3 separate regions of the Homo sapiens genome follow, and regions 2 and 3 are each linked to region 1. A link is a loop called in an ENCODE intact Hi-C map of the cell type or tissue named here. Cell type or tissue: PC-9. All regions are shown on one strand.

Region 1 (8,000 bases):
TGAGGGAGAGGATTGGAGCAAACCAACAACCATAATGTGGAAGGATCAGGTTCTAATGAAAGCAAGCCCAGTGTATTGGGGAAGCCCAGCGGAGGGACGCAGCTAAGTCTTCCTGGAGGGATCAGGGAAGGCTGCCTGGAGGAAGAGCCTCCTGAGTAGGAGGATAAGCAGGAATTAGCCGAGGAGAGGAAAGTGGGGGAAAGGTCAGCTCAGGCACAGGGAACAGCACATGAGGTATCTGGGGACCTACAAGAATAGATCAGTGGTTCCCATCTGTGGCTGTGCTTTAGAACCACTGCGGAGCTTTAAAAGATACCTATGCCAGGCCCTACCCCAAGCAATTAAATCAGAATCTCTAGTGGCAGGGCCAGGGCATCCATATCTTGTAAAAAACTCCCTAGGTAATTGCAAGGCACAGAAGGGAGTGTAGGGTGAAGGGAGGTGAGTGTGACAGCAGCACTAGAAAGGAGGGTGGGACCGGACGGTTTGCCCTGCGGGACTCAGTAGTATGAACGACCAATGCAGGGCTTCCCCGGACACGTGCTTTCAGTGCTAAGACCAGGGGAGTTCTGGGCAGGCCTTAAACAGCCACAGAAGCTAATGTAGGGTTTTGAGCTGGGATATCACCTATGGGATCAGACTATGATCACTGGTAGTGGAGAGGGGGGAAAGCAAGCAGGAAGACTGGGTTATTGATGTACTGCAGGCTTTAAGGAACAGATTCATCCCCACAAACTATCTGTGAGTTACCTGGAATCCTCATTTTACTGAAGAGGAAACTGAGCTTTATAAAGTATCTTATTTTTTTGAGGAGACCTGCCTGAGGTCACCCAGAGAGACAGTGGCAGAGCTGGGACTCCCTCCCCAATTTCACCTTCAGGCCTAGAGTTCTTCCTGCCACACCAGGAACCGTGGGAAAGGCTGGATCCACAGCCTGGCGCTCAGGGCCCTCACTACTATCTTGTCAAGTAGGTGGATCAGCAATTACTACTTATCCTCACTTGGCAGCCCCGGAACTTAGGTTCAACGAGTCTGAGTGACTCCCCCAGAGGCGTGGTAGAGTAGGTATCAAACCCCAGGTCATTTGATTCCACAACTACTACCCGAGAAATAAAGAAACGAGAAAGGCAGACAGGGCGTAAGGACCTGACCACAGAACCAAGCTCCACTGCACTGGGAAGAAGTAGGCAATCCCAATTCATTCGCCGAAACCTCTCACTCCCGAGTCCCACCTGCGCCTCAGAGTATGCACCGGAAGCCTCTGGCGATTCAGAGGCTGTGTTTGAACAAGGGGCTGCACACCCAACACTTCTTGGGCCTCCTGAACTAAACTGTCCCACCTCAGCCTCCATGCCCTGGGGGCAGGTCCCATGTAATGTTCTCAGTCTTCTAGATAAAAAGGAAGAAAACTATTAGTGTTCCAGCTGATATGGGCAGAGGAACACAGGTACATGAAAAATTCTAAAGGGCCCAGGCTTAAGTGACACCACGCTGATGAGATATTAATAATGATCTTAAAATGATATGGAATTGGTATTTCTTTGGGCCCAGGCTTCAGTGACACCATGCTAATGAGATATTAATAATTATGTTAAAAGGAAATGGAATTGGTATTTCTTTAAGAAATACCAGTATGTGTAGTCACCCACCATAGAGCTAAGGGAAATGGAGAATTTTCTTTAGGCAGTGATTCTCTCACAAACAGGCATTGCCTAGCCTAACATTGACCAGTCCTTAAATGAGATGTAGGACTTAAACAGGTCACACACCAAAAGTTGTCAATAAATGTTTGTTTCTTCTGGACAGAAATAATGCAAGGTTTGCTATTGGATAAATAGTTTGGGTCTGTTGAGGGTGGGGGTAGGTGGCATCTAATATGTAGACTGTTAGCACAGTCCCTGACCATGGGCCTGACACCCAGTGTTTGTCAGTACTTAACCCACCCAACCATGCTGCTTGAGGACAAAGGATTGACAGTGTGATGCTTGGGCCAGGGGGCTTCTGAACTGAACTGCTAGAATACATTTTTAAAATATGCATTTAAATTTGCTTTAGGGAGACCTCAATGTTGTACAAAGATAAGTAGTCAAATAATCTTTTTTTATTGGTTTGTCAAGTTTAGAACTGCATATAGAGAATTTTAGTATTGGCAATTAGAGTGAATCTGAAATTTAATTCCTAAAACGAAAAACAAAATTATTTGGGGAGATGAAAGTCTTTGCTCTTCATGTTGTGACACACACATAGAATGTTCTACCAGTTCACTCAGTCATGGGGCATTTGGACAGAGCCCTAGAGGGCTTGTGGTCTGATGTTCTTACTTGGCTGGTGAAGAAATTGGGATCAGAGGAGCAAAGGGCCTTGCCCAAGGTCAATCTAGGTCAGAAGCAGAGCCTGCATCCGTGTCTTCAGTGCTGAGCCTGCAGAGTGCCATGGTTCCCCTATCCTTGCTCTGAGGATAAGCCACACTCTAGCCACAAGCGGGGGTGTAACATCCCTGAACAAGAAGATCTTCTGCTCCAGAGCAGCATTGTTCAGTAGAACTTTCTGCAGTGATGGAATTGTTCTATATCTGCCCTGTCCAATATGGCAGGCAGGAGCCACAAATATCTATTGAACACTTAAAATGTGGCTAATGCATCTGAGGCATTGTGTTTTTACTTTTAATTAATTTAAATTTAAATAGCCCTGCGTGGCTGCTGGTTACTGTATTGGCCAGCACAGTTCCAAAGATAGTACATTCTTTGAGGCTGGGGCCGTGGCTTGTTCGCCGTGGTCTCTAGAATAGCATTTTGTCATGATAGGGCCTCGATATATGTTTACTGAGTTGAGTTGATTTGTGTATTTTGAATATAACTCTGCATCCTACCCTAGAATCACATGATAAACTAGGAGAAATTAATAAAACGTGAATTTTTGCTACAGTGCTAATGACAGTATACCTCTTAAAACAAAAAAGCTAGTAAAAATAAATATATTTTAGTAATATGACTCTCAGAGATATCTGGCCCATTCTCTTTGAACTCCCTTTTCATGTCTTAAGGGGAAATCTATACGGGAATAAGCAGCTGATGTTTTTCAGTGGCATTGCTGACTGCTGTGATGACGTGGGCTCCATCCTGGCTGGTTTATCAGGCAGCTGATTCATAGTCATGTTTCCTGATGCATCCCCCTACAATGATACCTTGATAATCTCTGGGGGAAAAAAAACTTAAAAGATTCTCAAACGTTCATTTACCCTAAAACATCTGACCCATTTTCAAAGGTGCTTTGTCTTCCTTGCCTTGCAAATTGGTGTAGCATAGTGTTTAAGAGTCTAACAGATCTGTTGCCATTTCCTAATTGTGTGGCTTCTGTTTCCCTACCTACAAAATTGAGATATGCCCTATCTCATAGGTTTGTTCTAAGGATCACATTAGACGCTGTTTGTGAAGGGCTTACAATTGCCTCCCTGTAGGAATAAAAGCAGATGCTTGCTGAAGGCTTACTATACGGCCAAAACTGGTCCAAGGACTTTACTCATATTCACCCATTTCATTCTCACAACAACCTTATGAGGTCCAAGTTCACTTAGGAGACACGACTAAGCAAAGTAAACCTCCTCTGGAAAGAGCCTGTGTTTTTAACCACTATGGTATACCAAACCGTCTCACAAATAGTTAGGATCTGATAAATACCATTTTTATGACTGTTTTTGCAAAATATCTTGAAAGTCAACAGACTTTTAAGCCCCAGCCAGGTTACCTTTTAGCCATGGCAGCTGTTTATCAGGGGAGGAAGGGAGCTATTTTCTTTAAATAATATGTCTGGGAACATATCCCATCCTGAGCTGATCCATAACACCTCATTTGGTTAGAACAATGCTATGGACAGATGCCAAAGCCCATGTCCCAGGTGGGCAGTAGGGGAGCTGAGAGGGCGTGGGGCCTCACACACTGATGCTTGCTAGCTGCTTGTTGATCACTAGGTGAAAGTCAGACAACTCTGCCCACAGGAAGGCCTTATAAAGCTAATCCCGAATGTCATCCTCCCCACATCTTCCCTAGATCAAGGTAGAGCAATTGTAGAAGCTGCTTTGGACATGAATCAGAAGTTCCTGGGTCACCCTCTGAAGTATGAGTCATGAGGTGGCCTTGCATTCTCATGGGGAAGCCACCTGCCATGCAGCAAGTGACCTCATTCCCTATTGGTACTTGCTTTGATCCCTGAAATCAAAATCTTGGCTAATGGACATGTATATTAGTGCACGTATGTACATAAGTACGTTTGGGAGACAGAGATGAATGAATAAACTCTCAGCAGAGGTTTTTGATTTTGATATATTTGGTCTGATTAGCTTGCAAGTTAGAATATAGTAGGTTCTATGAGGCTACGGCCATGGAGTCTATGTGTAAAAGCTGTCTGCTTCTACACTAAGAGTAACTATGCAATCATGAATGTTAGGGAAGAATGTAGGTAGACAAGAACTGGCTATTGTAAGGGGCCAGTGTAAGGTGCTCAAACCTAGCACCACTAGTGGGAAAAGGAGTCAAAGGGCATCTTTGCTGAATAAAAACACAGTGTCTTAAGGCCTCAGAGGCAGATTCTGGGCAAATGTTATAGCCGGAGCTCAGAATCTCAAAGAGAACCATTGTAATGCCCTATGACAGCCAATGACAATAAAGCAAGGAAAGGGCTTTCCTCCTCCCCTTTAGTTTCCTAACTGCTGTGGCTGAGCCCAAGTGGCAGGACCACCACCATTTGAAGTCCACACAAGTCCTACAGCTCTTTGTTGGTTGTTTTGCTGGCACTCACCAGGAAGCAGAGTTCACCCTGGCGGAAGAGGTTTGAGCCCTCTCCAGCGCAGGCAGCTGTGTTCAGGACCTCTGGAGAATGCAGTCATTTGTTTACACAGCTAAATCAAACACCTCCTTGGGAGGACAAGCTGCAGTAGCAGCAGGCTTCCTTCTTTAACTGTGACCTCTCTGTCTGTAATTCAAACACATTCAGTAACAGATACATTAAATTATCTGTTAGGTGGGAAATGATGTCCAGTAGAGGCAGAGAAAGAAAGAAAATCTTTCCTTTTGTTTAAACTTGATGATCAAAGTGGGGAGCAACCCTGTGCTGACGTGGCATAAGAGGACATATTTTGACGAATACATCCAGGACGTGCTAGGAGTGAGGTCTTCGAGGGTAAGGGAGCCACTGCCCGCTTAGAGATGTTGGCTGTATAATCCCGCCTCTCACATCTGTAACTCCTAAACTCAGGCTGAGAACAAAGCGGGCGATGAATGCCAGCGGAGGGCTCAAGTGGCCCTGCTGGTGTCAAGGTAGACACCTGGGGTTCCTTTTGAGAAATGCCAATGGATGTGGGCAAACATCCCAGAATGAGTTTCCTGGCTAATCTAAACAGTAACATTCAAGATTTATTTCCCACTACATGGAAAAATCCACTGGATAAAACAGCCTTGGGCTATCTGAATTGGTTGGAATGGTGAGTTAGAGGCCGAAGGCACTGCAATAAATTTTATCTTGCACGCTGGGCACCGCAAACAGACATCTGAAACGTTCACCCACAGAGAGTAAGGAAACACATGACGACTGGAAAACAAAGGGACAGGAAATGCACAGCTGTTAAAAAATGTCTGTCTCTAAAATAAACAACTTAAATACAATAATGAAACAAATAAAAAGATCAAGTTGGAGGACAAAGATTCACACTGGGGCAAAGCCACGAGGTAATGCCTGCGTCTAACTGGGTCCAAAGGAAGAGAATCACCTGGCTGACAACTGCAGGGCACTTGAGCTCTTAAAGTTTCTTGTTGAATCATCCCAACAACTTGGGCACATGGATGCTACTATATTCAAAACATCTGCTAATCAACAGAGCTGGGCACTGACCAATCAGACCACATTCTGGCCACAAACACCCATTTCAGCCACACCAGTGAATGCCACTTGAACTGCAGTTTGGGTTATCATCCTCAGTTTTCTGGCAGTAAAACAGCAAAGTTGCCTCCAATCACAGAGCCTATTGGTGCAAGAGATGGTGTCCTTTCACCTATAGGTGAAGCTTTTGCAAGCCGTGCCTGCTGACTCCAGGCACTACTTCTTCTCCCCTGATGCTGCAGCCACACCTCTGCCCAGCCCATCCATTTCTCTTGAGCTTCACATCTCTGCACTTTGCTTATGCCCTTCCTCCTGCCTGAAATTGTCTTTCTTCCTTGCTTAGCTGGAAAATTCAACCTTTACAGCCCAGAGAAGCATTTATGAGCGTCTATTCTATGTGACTACAGCTCCACTAAGGTAAGTTGGGAAGTCAAAAAGAAAAGTAAGGCAGTTTCGGCCCTTGAGGGGTTCAGGGCCATGAAGGTGCGGAGGCGTATAAACAAATCATGATCAAGGGCTACAGGGAAGGGAATGGTGCACAGAAGAAGGCCCGAAACATAGGACCTGAGTCCTGAAGCGTGGGTGTGGGTGTTGACCTGGCAGTCGAGTGGGGGAAGGATGGAAAGGCTCAGTGGTACCAGGTGGGAAGCCTGGGGCAGTCCCATAGAACATGGAAGAAGCATGAAGGGCTAGACTGGGAAGGCCTTTACCTTAACAGCAATGAGGAGTCACTGTGGAGCTGTGGGCGCTAAGTCTTGGCAAGCCTGGGATTTTAGAAAGATCTTGCTGGAAGCAGTTGAGAGCTGAACAGCAAGAGACTGGCGGCCTGGCAAACAGCTAAGAGAGACAGTACACGCTTCTGTAAATGGAGGCCATAAATGGGAAAGAAGGAGGAATTTCAGAGATAATTTGGAGGAAGAATTGACAGTGCTTAGAGGATTTATGATGTTTTGAATTGGATTTGTACAATCTGTTTCTACTCTGTCAGATTGAATTATGTTCTGCTAGTCCTCTGAGATACCACTATTATGGCATTATTTAATGACATGCTTATCTCTCCAATGTGAGCTTCCAAGGAATCAGGGATTAACAGCATTTATTCAAATGTAGGTAGCTCAATCCATGCAAATGCATGAATGACTGAATGAATTCACATCTTTTTGGTTTCCTACTCTAATCTAGCTACTTTCAAGCAGGAAAATCCAATCATAATAGTGCCTATTATGCTGCATATTATAAAATAATGTCTTCCTTCATTGGATTCATTATATAATTTATCCAGAGAATACTTTCTGAGCCCCCTATTAATGTGGGCTGCATATGACAGCAGAAAGAGCTTTCTCATCAGAGCCAGGCAGCTCTGGATTATAATTCCAGATCCCCCATTTAGCTGTTGTGTTACATTAGACTGTCAACCTCTTTGAGTCTGTTTTTAATTCTATAAAATGACAATTATGCTTACTAGGCAGGTAATTGGGAGTATTGCATGAGATGACATGTAACAGTGCCCAGCATGTGGCTGGCTCATAGCAGCTTCAATATCAGTCCACCCTATGAGCTCCATTGATTACTATTTGGACCTCCACCCATGACCCCGGTCTACCCCTTGCCCACATTTTCCTTCCTCAGGCCAGTTATATGTTTCTTAGAGACTAGAGGTATGAAATGAGGTCATTGCCTATGAGTTGCTTAGGATCTAGTTCATGGCTCTTGAAATAATATTGTTTGTGTGATGCAGACTTCTGTGCTCTTTCTCACGATCCCCTGATTTCTCCCTAGCCTTCCAATGCACATCTAGAGTCAATGAATTAATAGAAGAAAGAAATAGGACAGATAATTCACAAATATTTATATATCTGAGTCTAAAGTACATTACATGATCAGCAGCTTTATCTTCTTAATCCTATTTTTTCTTAGGTTATCCTGAAAAATACATTCCCTGCGTACATTCTGTTTGGGTGGTGGTGGCATGTGGCCAGGAACATGCAAGGTTACAGAGAAAAAATAGTCCAAATCTCTGGCCTTTGAGAATTCATCAGCAAGATAATCACCATGTAGACAATAAGGAGTTATGCACATGTATTGACTGTGTTGACAGCAGAGGAAAAAGCAGTTAATGAATGCATGTT
Region 2 (8,000 bases), 180 kb after region 1:
CACAACTCAGAGCGCGCACCCGGGGTCCGCGGCGTACCGGCAGCGCCCGCCCGCGTCCTCTCGCTCGTCCGCGCCTGCCTCGCCGGGCGCGCCCCTAGCCCCTGCCGGACCCTGGACGGCAACTAGCCGGCGCCCGCGCGGGCGACCCCAGCCCGGAGCCACCACCGCCGCGGCCGAAGCGAGCGCCACCTCCTCACACTCACCACGGCGCTCCATCCCGCGTCCCGGACGCGGACGGCCGCCCCACACCTACGGCCGCCGCCACCGCCGAGGGCTGGAGCTCGCCGCCCCCATCCCCCACGGCCCGCAGACGCCCGGCCAAGTGGCAGCCGCAGCCACAGACACCACCACCACCACCACCACAGCGGCCGCCGCCTTTGCAGCTACCGCCACGGCTGCGCCGGCCGCCTGCCCCGCCCCTTGGAGCCCAGCCCATTGGCCTGGCCCGCGCTCCCGGGGGGCGGGGTCGGCGACCGCGGCAGGTTGGGGCGGCTGCTCGCTCGCGCGCAGAACGCGGCGGTCAGCTGCGCCCGGCCTGAAGTTGTCCCAACCGCGGCCGCGTCGGTCGCCCTTTTGACTTGCAGCAGGGCGGGCAGAGCGACTTAGAGGAAAAGTGACTTTTTGTACCCTCCTGCAGGGAGCAGGTTCTCTGTCCTTGTTTAATTAGACATTTCTCAGGTGGGCACTTTGAATTCCTTCCAGTCAAGACTCAGGTGTTCAACTTGTTTTGTCGGCCGTCTTCCTCCACCCTTCTTCTCCCATTCAAAACAAAAGTACGTTTTGTGCTTAACTTTAAAACTCCCCCCACTCTTTTCTGTCTTCAACTGATTGTCACTTTCAGCAAACCAAATAAATTACTCAAAACATCAGCTATTATACAGTCCCCGACACATGGCAGGTGCTCAGTAGATGCTAGTTGATCGCATGTCCCCTAACCACGCTACCTGCTTCTTACCATTAAGTGCTCCTTCAGTCATGGGACTGATCAACACGGTGGAGGAAGCCGCAACCAAAATAAAACATTTATCTAGATGTTGGATCACACATCATATCATGTATGGAGGAAAACAAAACACTGCATTTATATATAATATATATTAGTAACACTTACCAACTCTACTAAGAATACCTTTCCTGTCACCTGTGCTGACACATAAGCACTCCATGAATATTAGCTGATTAATGGGTAAAATTATGGAAAGGGAATTTGGAAAAATCACTTAATGGCATCTTCCCTTTAAATATTTTTCAAAAAGATTAAATATCTGTCATATTCTTCACCCTTCTTCGTTAGGAGAAATATATTTGAAAACATTGTCAAAGGAAGATGTTTTTGTTTTGTTTTGTTTTGTTTTAGAGAGAGACAGGGCCTTGCTCTGTGCTCAGGCTGGAGTGCAGTGGCACAGTCATAGCTCACTGAAGCCTTGAACTCCTGGACTAAAGGAATACTCCCATCTCAGCCTCCTGAGTAGCTGGGACTACAGGCTTGTGTCACCACACCCAGCTAGCTCTGTTGTTTATTTTTATGTTTTGTGGAGATGGAGTCTTCGCCATGTTGCCCAGGCTGGTCTCAAACTCCTGGCCTCAAGGGATCCTCCTGCCTCATCCTCCCAAAGTGCTGGGATTAGAGGCATGAGCTACCACACCTGGGTCATTTTTATAAGTAAATATGATTATTAACTGAGAAAGGGTGAATGTCAAACATCTGCTATGTGGGATAAATGGCTGTGTTTGGCAAAGAAACTAAAAAATAAGGGGCAATATCTCCACCAAATCCTCTAACACTGACTCAGCATGTGCCCTGAATCATCTTATAAGCCAACTAGGTTTTTTACCTATAAATGTTTCTTCACTAAAGTGGCTCATGATCATGGTTTTGGAGGACGAGGACTAACAGACACACAAACAAGAAATCAAAGGCATAACTGGATAGTGCATTAATAATGAAGCATGTATGACAGATGATGTGGTATTGTTATTTTATAATTACAGTATATATTAACACATATCCACTCTGCTTATTGAAATATTTTTCATTCCTTCCATGATAGAGAATCCTGCCTCTGCTCTGAAGCCTTTCTGTTCGCTCCAGTGAAAATTAGTCATCCACCGGGCGCGGTGGCTCACGCCTGCAATCCCAGCACTTTGGGAGGCCGAGGTGGGTGGATCACTTGAGGTCGGGAGTTCAAGACCAGCCTAACCAGCATGGAGAAACCCCATCTCTAGTAAAAATACAAAAAATTAGCCAGGTGTGGTGGCGCATGCCTGTAGTCCCAGCTCTTGGGAGGCGGAGGCAAGAGAATCGCTTGAACCCAGGAGGCAGAGGTTGTGGTGAGCTGAGATTGTGCCATTGCACTCTAGCCTGGTCAACAAGAGTGAAACTCCATCTCAAAAAAAAAAAAAGAAAGAAAATTAGTCATCCTATTTGACATCATATTGTACATAGGATACTATTCTTGTGGCACTTATGGTTTTGGTGCCATGGTTTTTGGCAGTGTTTATGCTAATTAGATTGAAAGTTCCACAGTACTACATTAGTTAGGTCTGTATCTAATACAGAATGGGCCCCCACTAAGAATTTTCTGGAGGGATGTTGAGGGCATGAATGGTAGGCCCAGCAGTAAAAATTCTTCCAGTGTGATTTTTTTTTTAAATCACAAACTGCACTCAACTTGGTTGTATCTAGTAGAACCAAATATGATGGTCACAAAAACCTCATGTCTAAAGCAAAGCCTATCCCAGATATCCTGTTCCCTGAGGTGAAGGGACTGATCACAAGTGTGCATGTTCCATGTGGGTGGTGGAGGTGGGAGCCCAGCCCCACAGGGGAGCAGAGTGGACAGGTGCTCTTCCCCTCTGCCACACTTCAACAGCAGTCTGTTTAGGAGGGACCCACATTGTCCATCATGTCTGTTGTATTTTTATTGATTCCACAAATATTCACTGAATACCTCTAATGTGCCAGACATTGTTCTGAGCACAGGGGATATATCAGGGAATTTTAAATCCACCCTTAGATTCTCCTCAACCATGATGAATAATGCCTGGGAGAGGGGAAGAAGTAATGGAAGCCTGCACGGGTGGCCCCAAGGCAGGCAGTCCTTGGACTCCCTGGACTGCGGCTGTCCTTGACCTCACTGCTGGGGCATGTAAAAGGAACGACTCAGAGTCTAACAGGCCACAGTGAGTACAAAGCCTCCAGATTCCAAGGTGGACAAAACTCACCAAGCAGGTTATTAATCTTGATTCCATGATGGGTGTAATTGAGAAACAAGGAATCAATTCAGACCTCATGCTGGAAATGAATGTGAAAGACATTACCAACATCCAAGAATTCTGTGCTGTCATAAGGACAGGAAACTAAGATTGACAAAAATAAAGAAATATTTGAGTATATAGATGAAGATATCATACTCATGTTACGTCCAAATTAAGTTACTACATTTCGAACTCCAATTTTTAATGTGTTTTAAACTTTCTTATAAGATTTTGATGATATAAACCTCTGTGCTTGAGCCATCACATACCATAACCCTACCTGATGTCTTAGTAATATGTATAAGGTAACTCCCCTAATAATTAATGATCAGTGCCAAAAATAATATTAGCCTTAAAAATGCAATTATTGATACTACTGTGAATAAAAAGATTATGGTGGTAGTAATAATAACTAGCCATTTATACTTTACTCCGTGCTAGTAAACTATAAATGTCTAGTTATTGTGCTAGTGATACACTTTTAATTATACTTTACATTTCATAAATTATTCAGTCCTCACAATAACCTATGAAGTGCTATTATCATACCCATTTTTTTTTTTTTTTTTGAGAGGAAGTCTTGCTCTGTCACCCAGGCTGGAGTGCAGTGGCGCAATCTTGGCTTACTGCAAGCTCCACCTCCCGGGTTCACGCCATTCTCCTGCCTCAGCCTCCCAGTAGCTGGGACTATAGGTGCCCACCACCACGCCCGGCTAATTTATTGTATTTTTAATAGAGGCGGGGTTTCACCGTGTTAGCTAGGATGGTCTCGGCCCCCCAAAGTGCTGGGATTACAGGCGTGAGCCACCGTGCCTGGCCTATCATACCCATTTTATAAATGAAAAGCTGAGACACAGAAGAAGTTCAATGAAGAATTTCTGCTGGACTTCATGGAAATTGACATTAACATGAAGTTAAGTTTGACCATACTTCTCTTAGAAAAAGATATTAGGAAATGACTCCTCTTATTCTACCTCTGCGTCTCTGTCCTTCTTGCTCTTCCCCAGGTACCCCAAAGTCCCTTTTGCCTCAGGACTTTTGCCTTTGCTGTTTCCTCTGCCTGGAATTGGCTTTTCCCATACATCTACGTGACTTGTTCCTTGCTCCCTTTTCCTTGCTGCCTTCTGGTCTCTCCTCAAATGGTCCAGATTATTGACATGTTCCTTGACTCCTCCATAAAAACAGCATCCCCCTTTTTGATACTCCCTTTCTTCCTTACTCTGCTTTAATTTTTGCACTTATCCCTCTACTGACTTGATATAGATTTATTGGTTTATTTACAGATTTTTTAAATGTCCCCTTACTAGTATGGGTATGTTAAGTTCTATGAAAGAAGGGACTCTGCCTGCTTTGTTCACCACTGTGTTTCCAGCCCCTGGAAAAGTACTTGGAATTCATCAACGAATGAAAGATTTAAAGAAAATAACAATACAATATATCCAAACATTAGAGTTATCTTTTGAAAAGATTAATTTGTTAACATTTTGAGAGTTTTAATCAGATAAGAGAACTATATTACATTGTTTGAGAAAGATTTTACTTTAGCTGCTTGTAACCAATATACTAACATATGACAAGTTTCATGACTTCACCAAATCTTTATCTGAAAGAGCCATAAGTAACTCAAGAATCTTACATTATAAAGTTCTGCTTATAGCTTGGTTCCCTTTCTTGGGTTTCTGGGCTCTGCTAGTTTAGAGGCCTTAGTAACTTAAGGAAGAACGCTTCTTCCAAGGAACACAATTTTTTCATAGAAGTAAAAGTGAAGCCTCTGGTCATTTGCCTCTGCTGCTTTCAACAGGCAAATAAAGGATAGTTACAGTGTCGGCTGGGGTGTTTGTCCAAGATCACCCTGTGCCGTAGAGGCAGGAGAAGCAGTCCAGGGAGTCCTCAGGCAAACCTGCTGACATTCAGGGGCAGGTTAGTAGATAACAGCAGCCTGACCCTGCCCATGCTACCAAGGGTATACTTACATCAGTAATAAAAGTTCGGATCATGCCAAACAACCTAAACAACCCAATCAGCCAAAGTTTTAGAGTAAGGGAAAGGGAACAAATCCCCATGGCCTCGTAAGTATTCTAATAGAAGTTCTCTAATGAAAAAAAAAAAGAATCTTAAATTATTTCCTTCCTTCTTTAAAGTAGAGGGGTAAACATTTTCCACGATTGTTTTTTTCTTTCATCGATTCACCAAATGGTGACTAGATAAGAAAGCAAATACTGCTCCCCTTAACCTGTGTATTCTATGATCCTCACAAAATACCTGTAAGATAACAAAATGAGATCTGTTTTTCTGATAAAATTTCATAAGTTTCAGAATCAAAGGGATCTTAGAGCTTATTCACTTCATTCTCCTTTATTTTTTTTTTTGAGACAGAGTCTCAGTCTGTTGCCCAGGCTGGAGTGCAGTGGCGTGATCTCGGCTCACTGCAATCTCTGCCTCCTGGGTTCAAACAATTCTCCTGCCTCAGCCTCCTGAGTAGCTGGGACTACAGGTGCATGCCACCACAGCCGGCTAATTTTTTGTATGTTTAGTAGAGACAGGTTTCACTGTGTTGGCCAGGATGGTCTTGATCTCCTGAGCTAGTGATCCGCCCATCTCGGTCCCCCTAAGTGCTGGAATTACAGGTGTGAGCCACTGCGCCCGATCCATTCTCTTTTATTTTATAAGGAAATCCCAGCCCAGCTTTCCCCGGGCTTACAGTTAGTCACTGGCCTGACTAGACTGGAACCAAGACCAGGGCCCTTTCTACACTAATGTTTTAAAATCTCTGTAAATCTATGAAATTAAATGAAAGCACTTGCCTTGATCATTCTTAGTTTAATGAGTAAATATTTGAGCTATACTAACATGTTTAAATATGAAATTTGTTCTACAAATTTACTCCTATTATTTTGGAGGTCTGACTTATTGTACTAAAAATTATGGCCCTAAACAATGGATGGCTTAACATACAACCAGTGAGGAGCTTGGGTTGCTCTTGAAGTAGGAAGTTGTCCGCAGGCATCTGGAACACACACGCACGCACGCACGCACGCACGCACGCACGCACATGCACACATTAAGGCTTTTCTCTAAGGGAGAAGGCTGGCTGGCTTTAGGAAGGAGTAGAGCCCAATGGAAACATTACTAATATTTCTTTATCTACCCACTGAGCAAGTACTGCTGAACTCTCTGAGAAACAATGCTACTACTAGTGACTTAGTGACTTCAGTGAGTGTTTATCTTTCTAACTACATATTTATATAGGGGTGGCTGCCTGTGCCATGCTTGCCAGAGAATTGAGAAGTGACTGCTTGTAAAAGTTGGAAAATATTTGGTTTAGAAACCTGTTTTTAAATTCACTCAAGATAAGATTACATTTTATAGTATTAGAAGAACTATTATCATCCAACCATTTAGATACCTGGATTTAAATGATTTTATTCTGAAATTATCTCAATAGCTGACAATGTGTGGCTTAAATTAGAAGAAGGCAAATACAAGTTAAAGTAGTACTATGAGTTAATAATTCTATAATATTGGTATCTAGAAATGTCTATAGATGCTTTCACTTCAAAGACCTTCAAAAATATTGATTGTCACTGATGGATTGACACCCTTTACCTTATTCTTCTTGATGACGTATTTAGTTTAGGATACTCATGAATGCAATTAAATTTTGTCTGGGAGCTACATGGTACTAGAATATATGAGGTCACAGACATAACCATATATCCTACTAGCCAAAAAACTGATGAAATACCTGTTACATAACATCACTGAAACCATCAGCTTAGTAGATTCAGGGTGGAGAACAGATAGAATGGCAAACAAGGCTTGAAGACAGTAAGTTGCCTTGCTTAGGAGTTAGCCTGAATTGGCTGCAAGGTGAGAAATGCTTTAGATCTCTTCTGTGAGTCCATGAAGGCAATACTGCTTGGCAATCTGACTTCTAGTAACTTCCTCCTGGGTAATGACTAAGAACCAAGAGGAGGTGAAAAAGAGCTCCATTCGGGAAAAATGACTAAAAGGTAAAACAAGCCTACTAAAAAACCAGAACCTAAGGAAATGAGTAGACCGGTAGGCAAGTGGTCTTATCCAGACCTTGGAGTTGCTTTGTGAGTCAGAAAATAGAAGCATAGGATGTGGGTCAAGGGACAGTGGATTCCAGAAGGACCCTGTGAAGATGTTTCACAGAGAGCTGGCATTTTAATTTACACAGCTTTTCTTGAACACCAAGTCAGTGAAATGGAGCTGCCAGATGCCAATAACAATGTTGTATTCATGAATCAGTATTTGAAGTGCTATAAAAACTGAAGGTGGTTTTTGGTAGTGGGGACAGGACTTTGGGGAAGAGGAAAAGACAAAGGACATAAAGATCACAGCTTAGGGAAAATTTCTTGAGAACAAAGTAGACTACTGATTTATCTAACAATGTGTTATAGGTTGAACTGTGTTTGCCACCCCCACGCCACCAAATTCATATGTTAAAGTCCTAACACCCAGTACCTCAGAATGTAACTATATTGGACATAGGGGCTTCAAATGGGGTACTTCAATTAAAATGAGGTCATTAGTGTATGCAGCCCCTAGCCAATGACAAGTGTCTTTACAAGAAGAGGTGATTAGGATGCCAACACACACAGAGGGAAGACCATGTGAAGACAGGGAGTGATGGCCATCTATCTACAAGTTGAGAGAGTCCTCAAAAGAAACCAACCATGCTGACACCTTGATGTCAAACTTCTAGCCTCCAGAAC
Region 3 (8,000 bases), 50 kb after region 1:
AATATATATAGGGAGGATGTGTTGGAGGAAGCGCGCACACACACACACAATATGGGAAGAAAAGAATAGACTCTCCGTGAGGCACTTTTTTTTTTCTTTTTGAGACGGAGTCTCACTCTGTTGCCCAGGCTGGAGTGCAGTGGCACGATCTTGGCTCACTGCAAGCTCTGCCTCCCAGGTTCACGCCACTCTCCTGCCTCAGCCTCCTGAGTAGCTGGGACTGCAGGTGCCCACCACCATGCCCGGCTAATTTTTTTGTATTTTTAGTAGAGACGGGGTTTCACCATGTTAGCCAGGATGGTCTCGATCTCCTGACCTGGTGATCCGCCTGCCTCAGCCTCCCAAAGTGCTGGGATTACAGGCGTGAGCCACCGCGCCTGGCCCTGGACTTCCGCTTCTTAACACACACCGCACTTCAGGTTCATCACTCCTCCAAGTAAGTGAAGCCCTCAAGGGCAGTAAGCTTCCTGAGGACAGGAACCTCATCTGTCGTTGTCACTACTGTGATTCCAGCACCCCACATGGGGCAGAACTCATAATAGGTGCCCAATAAATATCCACGGAATGAGTGAGCCTTTGTCAAGACTGGTCTAGGAGGCTTCTCCAGGAAAGCCTTTGGTGACATGGGGCTCAGGTCACCAACAGTCTGTAGATTTAAGAAACAGCCTCCCCCAGGGTCATGTACATTGGTGTCTTGTCTTCCATTCTGGATCATTCCATCAGTGGGTAAGGCTGGGGAACAAGTTCAGTAAGATAGCAACGTTGAGTGATAGGAGCAATTGATGAAACCTGGAAGTTGTTTCCAGTGTCTTCACCAAAGAAATGAGACATCCAGTTCAAATCCAACACATTTGACTCCTTTAGACGACTGCTTGCAATATTGGCTTTCTATCACGTAGATCGGCTGTCTTCCATGCGGCAACATCTATCTGGGAGAGGTCTGGTACGTTAAACACTGATGCTGATTTGGGAGTTAGTGGGAAGATCTGGGTTAACAACCACTTTGGGGCTTGCTTAACCTCTGAGTCTCAGTTTTGTCCTCTCTGAAATGGGACTGCTCATTTTTCCTACAGTGTACACTCAGGGTTAAGAGAAGGTTACTCTGAGGTCAAGTTACTGGGGTTCCTATCCAGCCTGTTCCATCTTAGCTATGTGACCTTGGGCAGCCCACTCAACTCTTCCGTGCCAAATGGTCTCATCTGTGAAATGGATGTGATACCAGGACCTACCTCCCAGAGCAGTCGTGAGGGTGAAATGAGACAATTGTGTTAAACACGAAAGCACAATATGGCATGAGGTAACACTCAATAAACATGAGCCATTTGTTATTGCCTTACAGGGTTGTCGCAAGATCACAGGGTTGTTGCAAAGGCAGAAGAGTAAGGAGACAGAATTAAGCTTATCTGCAACCTTGTAGGCCTGCCCTCCACTTACGTTCATCTCCCTCCTTTTTGGATTCAGAACTCCCCAGTTGCCAACTTGGAACCATGGTGCTTGCTAAGAAACCAGCCACACACCGTCCCCTGCTCCATATATAAAGAGGGAGGGCTGTGTATCAGGGAGGGGACCAGCCAGCTTGGCCTGCCTGTTCCAGGGGTAAAATTTCCAAACCAAGCTAGTGCATTGTCATCCTCCCTTGCAAGGCTTGTCACGCACTCTCCTGGCATCCACCCACTCCCTCACTCACTCATTCTTGTATTTTTGAAGAATCTGGTCTCCACAAGGCACGGTGACTTAAAGGCCTCCTCTCAGGAGTAGGGGAGGGATCAGCACCTCCTTTCTCCCTTCCTTCTTTGTCTGGCCCTAGGACTGTTCCCACCTCACCTGTGCCCTCTTCTCATCCTTGAATTAGGCTGTTTTTTTTTGCCTATAGTCCCCGCCCCTCAAATCATCACCCCTGTTGATTAGGTCAGCACTTCTCATGTGGCTGCAGGCTGAAAACATGCCGGGGTCTCAGATCATACCCCAGATCAACTACATCAGAATCTTGGGGCATGGGACATCAGGGTTCTTCTTTTTAACACGTCTCAGGTAGTTCCACCGTGCAGCCAAGGTTGAGAACCGCTGCTCTAGGTAATGGTTGGTTGGTAATCTTTGAAAAATATTTGTTGAGAGGTCACTGTTGTTCTAACTCTGTGAGAGTGTGTTTGTTTTTGGCGGGGGGCGGGGGCGGTTGCTGCATTTCACGCGTCACTCCCTGGTCAAAGACCACCAGCCATTCTTTTCCTAGCCTGACAGGTCTGGTTTTCACAATAGCCTCTTCTGCCGGCTTCCAAAATCATGCTCAGCTTCCCCTCCCCAGAGCGGCATCCCTGTCCTTGACGCTTAACTGCGTACAGGCATACCCCAGGGAGAAATTCCACAGTATAATTAAAAACATGTTTTCTCAGCAGCTCAGACTCCCCCTACCCTGCCCTTTACACATGTCTGTAACTTTAATTAAGCCCAGCCAAGGCTCAGAAGGGCTGGTGGAAAATTCTTTTTTCCCAAACTGGTATTTCCTTCTTTTTTTCTTTTTCTTTTCTTTTCTTTTCCCCTTCCCTCCCTCCCTCCTTTCTTTCTTTCTCTTTCTTTCTTTCTTTCTTTCTTTCTTTCTTTCTTTCTTTCTTTCTTTCTTTCTTTCCTTTTCTTTCTTTCTTCTTCTTTCCTTTCTTTCCTTTCTCTCTCTCTTCCTCTCTCTCTCTCTCCCTCTCACCTCCCCTCCTCTCTTTACCATTCAATCAACATGGGGAGGAGGGGTTTCTGGCAAGGGCACAGTTGTGCTTGTTGTTTTAGAACTGAGCCTGTTAAATTTTCTTCCTTCCTGCTCTGTTTTCAATTTAACAGAAGGCAGCCAAGGCCTAAAATGAGCCCCATGATTCTTCCTTCTGCACTGAGAACCAGGACAGAATTCTTAGCCTGGACAAACATGACCCGGAGCCTGGGTACACTGGAGTTGGTGCCCAGCCTCTCTTTACTTGCCACATCCTCGGCTTGATGCTGAACCCAGGACAAAGGCCACAGCTGTCCCAGGTGCTCCAGGGTGTGGTGTCCAAAACATGATTAGCGCCCCACTTTCATGAGTCCTCAGGCCCCCCCACAGATATCCATCCTAACCCAGAAGCTGGGATGAAGGGATGACACCAAGAGACCCACCTAGTGATCTTCATAAACCCTCCCTGACACAGCGCCAGGTCCACAGCCAACACGGGCAGATGTATACTTGTCTTGTGCAGTGGAGAGAGCGCTCGTCATTGGGAATGCACGTTATCAGGATGAACTCCTTGGGAAGTCTTCTCTCACCCTCTCCAGCCCCGGTGCCTCCTCTGAGCTCACAGACCTCCTCCTCACCTCCCATCCGTGTTTCCTTCTACTCCACGGTCTCCACGTTGTGCTGCACAGTAATTATACGTGGGAGCCGCCCCTGCCTGGTTCTGAACTCCATGAAGGCAGTGGCTGTGTCTAGCTTACCTTGGTATAGGGCAAACACACGTCCCAGTTTTCCAGGTCCAGTGTTGGTTTACATTTATTGTCCCAGTGCAATTATTAATAGTGCTCCCTTTCACTTGCAAAACTGCCCTGATTGGATGATAAATTATATGGCCACTCTATCTTAGTGATATCAGTGACCAGACTATTGGATAGATCTCGATCCACGGGGGTCAGTGTGGTGTAACGGCCATGCCTGCCTGTCCTGGGTCACGCAGCATGGGTGTGAATCCCAGGTCCAACCCCACCAGTTACTAATCCTTCTCTGGAGCCTCAGTGACCTCATCAGTACCGGGGGGATCACAGAGAGGCCTCTCTCGTGGAACTGTTCGGAGAGTTCAGGGAGGTGATGCACTTAGTACAGTGCCAGACACTTAGTAACACTTGACAAATGTTAACAGAGGAAGAAAAAAAGAGGGAGGAAAGCAGAGATCTGAAGATTTTCATCTTATGCCCTTAGGGATTGGGAGCTGAGGAATGAGGAAATTTGGTATCTGATTTTACTCTTGCTCTGCTTACAGGAGACATGGAGGTTTGAGGGAAAACCTGGGAGCTGAATTATGGGCTGGGTGGTTGTACTTTTCTTAGAGGGACCATCTTCTAGAGGCAGAAGTTTCCAGAAGAACCGCAAGCTTAGGAAGGAGCCACAGATCCCTCTCAGAGCTACTGAATCTGTTGGGGGTGCCTCTGTCTTACCCAGACATCCTGGAAGCTCCTGGAATGTGGTAGCAGGTGGGGAGCCATCGGGAGGCGTGCCAGACAGAAATCTCAATTTCCAGGCCATCAGGATGGCATCCAGTGAACGCCAGCCCAGACCAGGCCCAGCCCTGGGAGGTGCCCTGGCCAAGGCCCTCAGCCCGAGTGGCTCCATCTCCCTGGGAGCACACTGTGGAGAAGGCAGAGTCCCTGAGCAGGAGTCGCCCACCCATGCCAGCGAAAGGCCAGATTGAGAGGGAGGGCACCAGAGCATTCTGAAAACAGGGTTATTCTCTGTCACAGCGACATGAGCGCCACAGGAATGGGCTCATTTTAGGCCAGCAGCTACAGTCCTGTTATCATGTGACCCCCTTTGAGGGTCACAAAGAGCACAGTGAGAATAAAATGAACTGAGAATTGTAATTTCTTATGGGAAAGAGAGAACAATGGCATATTGGATTTTCCTCCGCAGTCCACAGATGCCTCACATAGGCAGGGGCTGGGAGGTCTTGTTGCCATTGTATACCAATGAACCTAGCACGGTGCCTGGAGATTATTTTTTGATAGAAGGAAAGAATGAATACATGAAAAAATTTAATCATGAGGTTTTTTTTTCCAGTTTTATCAGGATTTTCATGCAAGAAGGGAAGCTCCTAGAAGAAAGGACTGAGTTTCTGATTACTCTTAATACTTGGCCCCTGGAGACAACAGATAACTTCAGCACCAGGCTTGACAGAGGAAAGTGACCTGAGGACAATGGTGCTTCCCAGACAAGTCAGGTTTAACTTGTCTCTTCCCCCTGCAGCCTCCCTGCGTCCTGGGCCAGCCACACACAGGTTTTGGAGCCATCCATGCGCATGGTTGAAGCGTGTCCCATGCTGCTCTCTTTTATGCTGGTTGTTAAGCTATTGTCCCTCGGCCCCACATGCACCAACCTGCCAGGGCTTTCTCCTCAGGGGTCCAGACCCGAGGTCAGGTTCAGAGATCCAGCAGCAGCCTCCATGCACGCCTTCCTCCCAAGTCCTAATGTCAGCTCCACAGACCTCTCATCTATGCTCCAAGTCTTAATAATTCCTGTCTCTTCCCTTGGTTCTCTCAGCCCTAGGGGTGGGAGCTGTGTCCTGCAATTGCTACCTCCATGATACCTTAGAGTTTCCTTTTACTCTCTCAGGTACCAGCTCTGTACTTAGCTAACACCTTTTCATATTAAACTCTAAGGAGACCCTAACTGAGACACTCATTCATAGGCCTTCACCTGTTCCAGTTGGCCCCATCACCTACATGAACTTATTCTGAACCGAGATTTGGAACAAATACTGTTCTCTTCTCGCCTAAAGCAGGTCTCCCTCCCTTTCCTCCTGATCTCTCCAGTGGCTTGCAGCTCCCAGGGTCCTAATCTCACCCCTACCCAGCCCCCATCCCTTATCCCCTCCTTCCTCTTTCAGCTCCTTTAGTCATCGGCATTTGCACAACTCTGCAAGGCTGTAGCAAAGTGCATTCTTTCTTTACAGTTCTATAGTCACTCCTTATCCTTTCCCAGAAAAAATTGCACAAAGCCAGTTGTCATTTACAAGTACAGTCTTGGTGTTCTCTGATCTCCGGCACCTTTTGCTCGCACTTCTCATGGACTATTCCACCTATGCTACTTTATGTTGCTCTTGGTCTCCAAACGTACTTTGGGTTTTCCCAGGCAGAACAGAAGCCAGTCCAGGGTGGAATCTGTGTCGTGCTTTTAGGGCTCCAGTCTAACCCAGGCTGGTGTCTGCTCATTGAAAGAGTTCAGGAAATGTGCGTGATGGTTAATAACGTATTGCATCTCACAGAATCTAGGACGCAGTCAATTGTAAGACACACTGTTACTTTTCTGCACCACTAAGAAAGAAAAATAATGTGTCCAGTTAAACTGTGACTTGATCGTGAGCTGCATCCCAATTTCAGAAATGCTAACATGTGAAAAAACAATGTGCCTCAGAGAATCAATGAAATAAGGCCTCACTAAGCTGGGAAGCTGTTCGAGGGGGTTCTTGCTTGCCTTTGGCCTGCTCTTCAGGGCTTAAAGTTCTTCCCACTGCTCAGCGTGGATGCCCTAGAGAGCGGTAGACTGGACAGGCAGGTGTAAAACGGGGGGTGGGGGAGGGGCGGGCAGGCAATGGATTGACAGGCACGGTAGGCAAAAGATTTTCATGTGGCTGAGGACAGAGAAACACATCTTCCTGGGAAGGGCACTGTCAGAGGGGCCCACAGAAAGGCCGTCCAGCTAAACACTGCTTCAGTGCTAATCGGCGACAAGCCCACTGACTGCTCACAACCCCCCACCCTGCCCCACCACCCTACCCCACCACCCCACCCCACACTTCCAACCTGTTTATTTGCTCCACACCTCATTTTTAAACCACAGACAGTAACTGTTACCTTTTGCCTTTTCCGCAGGGTCCAGTTCTTCCAGAGCAAAAGCTGTATCTGTCTCACGAAGCCCATGCTAATGACCACACGAAGACCAGATTGGTCAGAGCTGAGGCCCCTCAGACAGCAAAGGACATAAACGCCGTTAAGAGCGCCTCTGGCTCCGGACGCTGTGTCCTTCTCCTGGTGATTAAAGGCTACTTTTCCCCTTCAAAGCATAATCCCTTTTAATTACACATAAGCCCTTAGTTGGGGAGAGGAGGCCGACACTGTGTTGGCTCCCTTTTATGGAGAGAAAGAGAACCCTAAAGACACAAGTGGCTGGGCACCAGGGAAATTGAGGTGGGGGATGCAATGGGAAACCAAGACCCTCAGGCACTCTCCTCCATGAGAGGGGTTCCTGAGGGGGATGTCTTTAGGTATCTTTGACCTTAAGTTTGGAACAAAATCTCTTTGCATAAATATAGGCTGGGCATTTGTCCTCGGCAAGAGCCTGCCATGAGCCGGCAGTCAGGGTTTGACTGGCCCTTTAAGTCCAATCGACTCACTCGGCAGATCTGAAGTGATCCCTCCCTCTTTTAGTCTTTTATCTTGCTCCGTAATGACTGAAGTCATTATGGTCAGCTAGTTGGGTTATCTCTGAGCTTAGCAGAGGGTAATGATGTTTATCTCTTGTGCTGAAATTGATCGACTAGTAGTGGCTGCTTGGTGCTGTGATGGAAAAGGCACTGGAACACTCCAGGCCCAGCAGGACAGAGCCGTGACTGACTTGCAATGTCTGACTGGGGTGCGGGTATGAGGAGAGGCAGCAGGTGGGCCCATTACTGTCATTCCAGCCCTGCAATGGGGTGGTGCTGGGTTGACTCATCACCAGGTGGGGGATCTGTGATCCCAAGGGACACCCCAAACAGAAGCCTCCCTGGCACTTCGCAGTGGAACTTTTTGTCTCTGCCTCCTCAAATCTCAGAATGTGTTCTCTTTGAAAGACTCTAGACCCTTGAGACCTGGATGGGGCGGAGGGAGAACCACAGAGAGGAATGGATGCTGACTTCATAGAGTTTGCGGTCTGGTTGTAAACACGGGACTTGAACTCGAATAACTCAAGGAGTGTGATGAGGGCCCATAGGCTGTGCATGGTGGAGCTTCCAAGAAGAGAGAGATAGTTTCTGCTTATGATGGCAAAAAGGCTCCTTGGAGGTGATGGCATTTAAGACAAGCTTGCAGAATTACAAAATAATATTTTATAGTAAGTTTATTATTTATAAACTGCTTTTGCATATGTTATTTCATTTTAGCCTCACTACAATTTTGTGAGGTCCATATTTGCTGTTTTACAGATGAGGAACGTGAAGCTTAGTGAGATTAAGTACTTTGCTCACGGTCCCACATGGCAACGGTGGGTACTTGAACAAGTGAGTCATTTAAACTCTGCA

Evidence for each region. A loop is a pair of places that touch in the nucleus more often than their neighbours do. Peaks named below come from ENCODE experiments on the same cell type or tissue, not always from the same donor. Only the 100,000 strongest peaks of a DNase experiment are listed, where the experiment ranks them.
Region 2: it touches region 1 in a loop (2.9-fold over the local background); 71 of 110 quality-filtered maps call a loop at or near these places.
Region 3: it touches region 1 in a loop (9-fold over the local background); 7 of 110 quality-filtered maps call a loop at or near these places.

Annotation. Positions count from the first base shown.
Region 1 is chr1:94,064,273-94,072,272 of GRCh38, forward strand. The region is part of intron 11 of ABCA4 (ATP binding cassette subfamily A member 4); the gene reads right to left. It overlaps LOC124904222 (a long non-coding RNA gene), which reads left to right and starts at 6,087. Exons shown (of 2, transcript XR_007066231.1): 1 at 6,087-6,288. RefSeq lists enhancers at 3,594-4,793, 4,984-5,541 and a silencer at 7,741-8,000. In PC-9, a CTCF peak has its summit at 4,590; DNase peaks (open chromatin) are centred at 4,069 and 4,849; H3K27ac peaks cover 4,284 bases.
Region 2 is chr1:94,247,362-94,255,361 of GRCh38, forward strand. ARHGAP29-AS1 (ARHGAP29 antisense RNA 1) reads left to right here and starts at 507. Exons shown (of 4, transcript XR_002958338.2): 1 at 507-773; 2 at 2,052-2,158. It also overlaps a transcript of ARHGAP29 not described here. RefSeq lists silencers at 267-356, 377-586. In PC-9, no CTCF peak of the experiment used is centred here; DNase peaks (open chromatin) are centred at 480, 2,451, 3,210, 7,050 and 1 weaker place; H3K4me3 peaks cover 3,397 bases; H3K27ac peaks cover 7,412 bases.
Region 3 is chr1:94,114,404-94,122,403 of GRCh38, forward strand. ABCA4 (ATP binding cassette subfamily A member 4) reads right to left here and starts at 6,745. Exons shown (of 50, transcript NM_000350.3): 1 at 6,577-6,745. The coding sequence starts at 6,642. In PC-9, no CTCF peak of the experiment used is centred here; DNase peaks (open chromatin) are centred at 2,318 and 3,898; H3K27ac peaks cover 3,916 bases.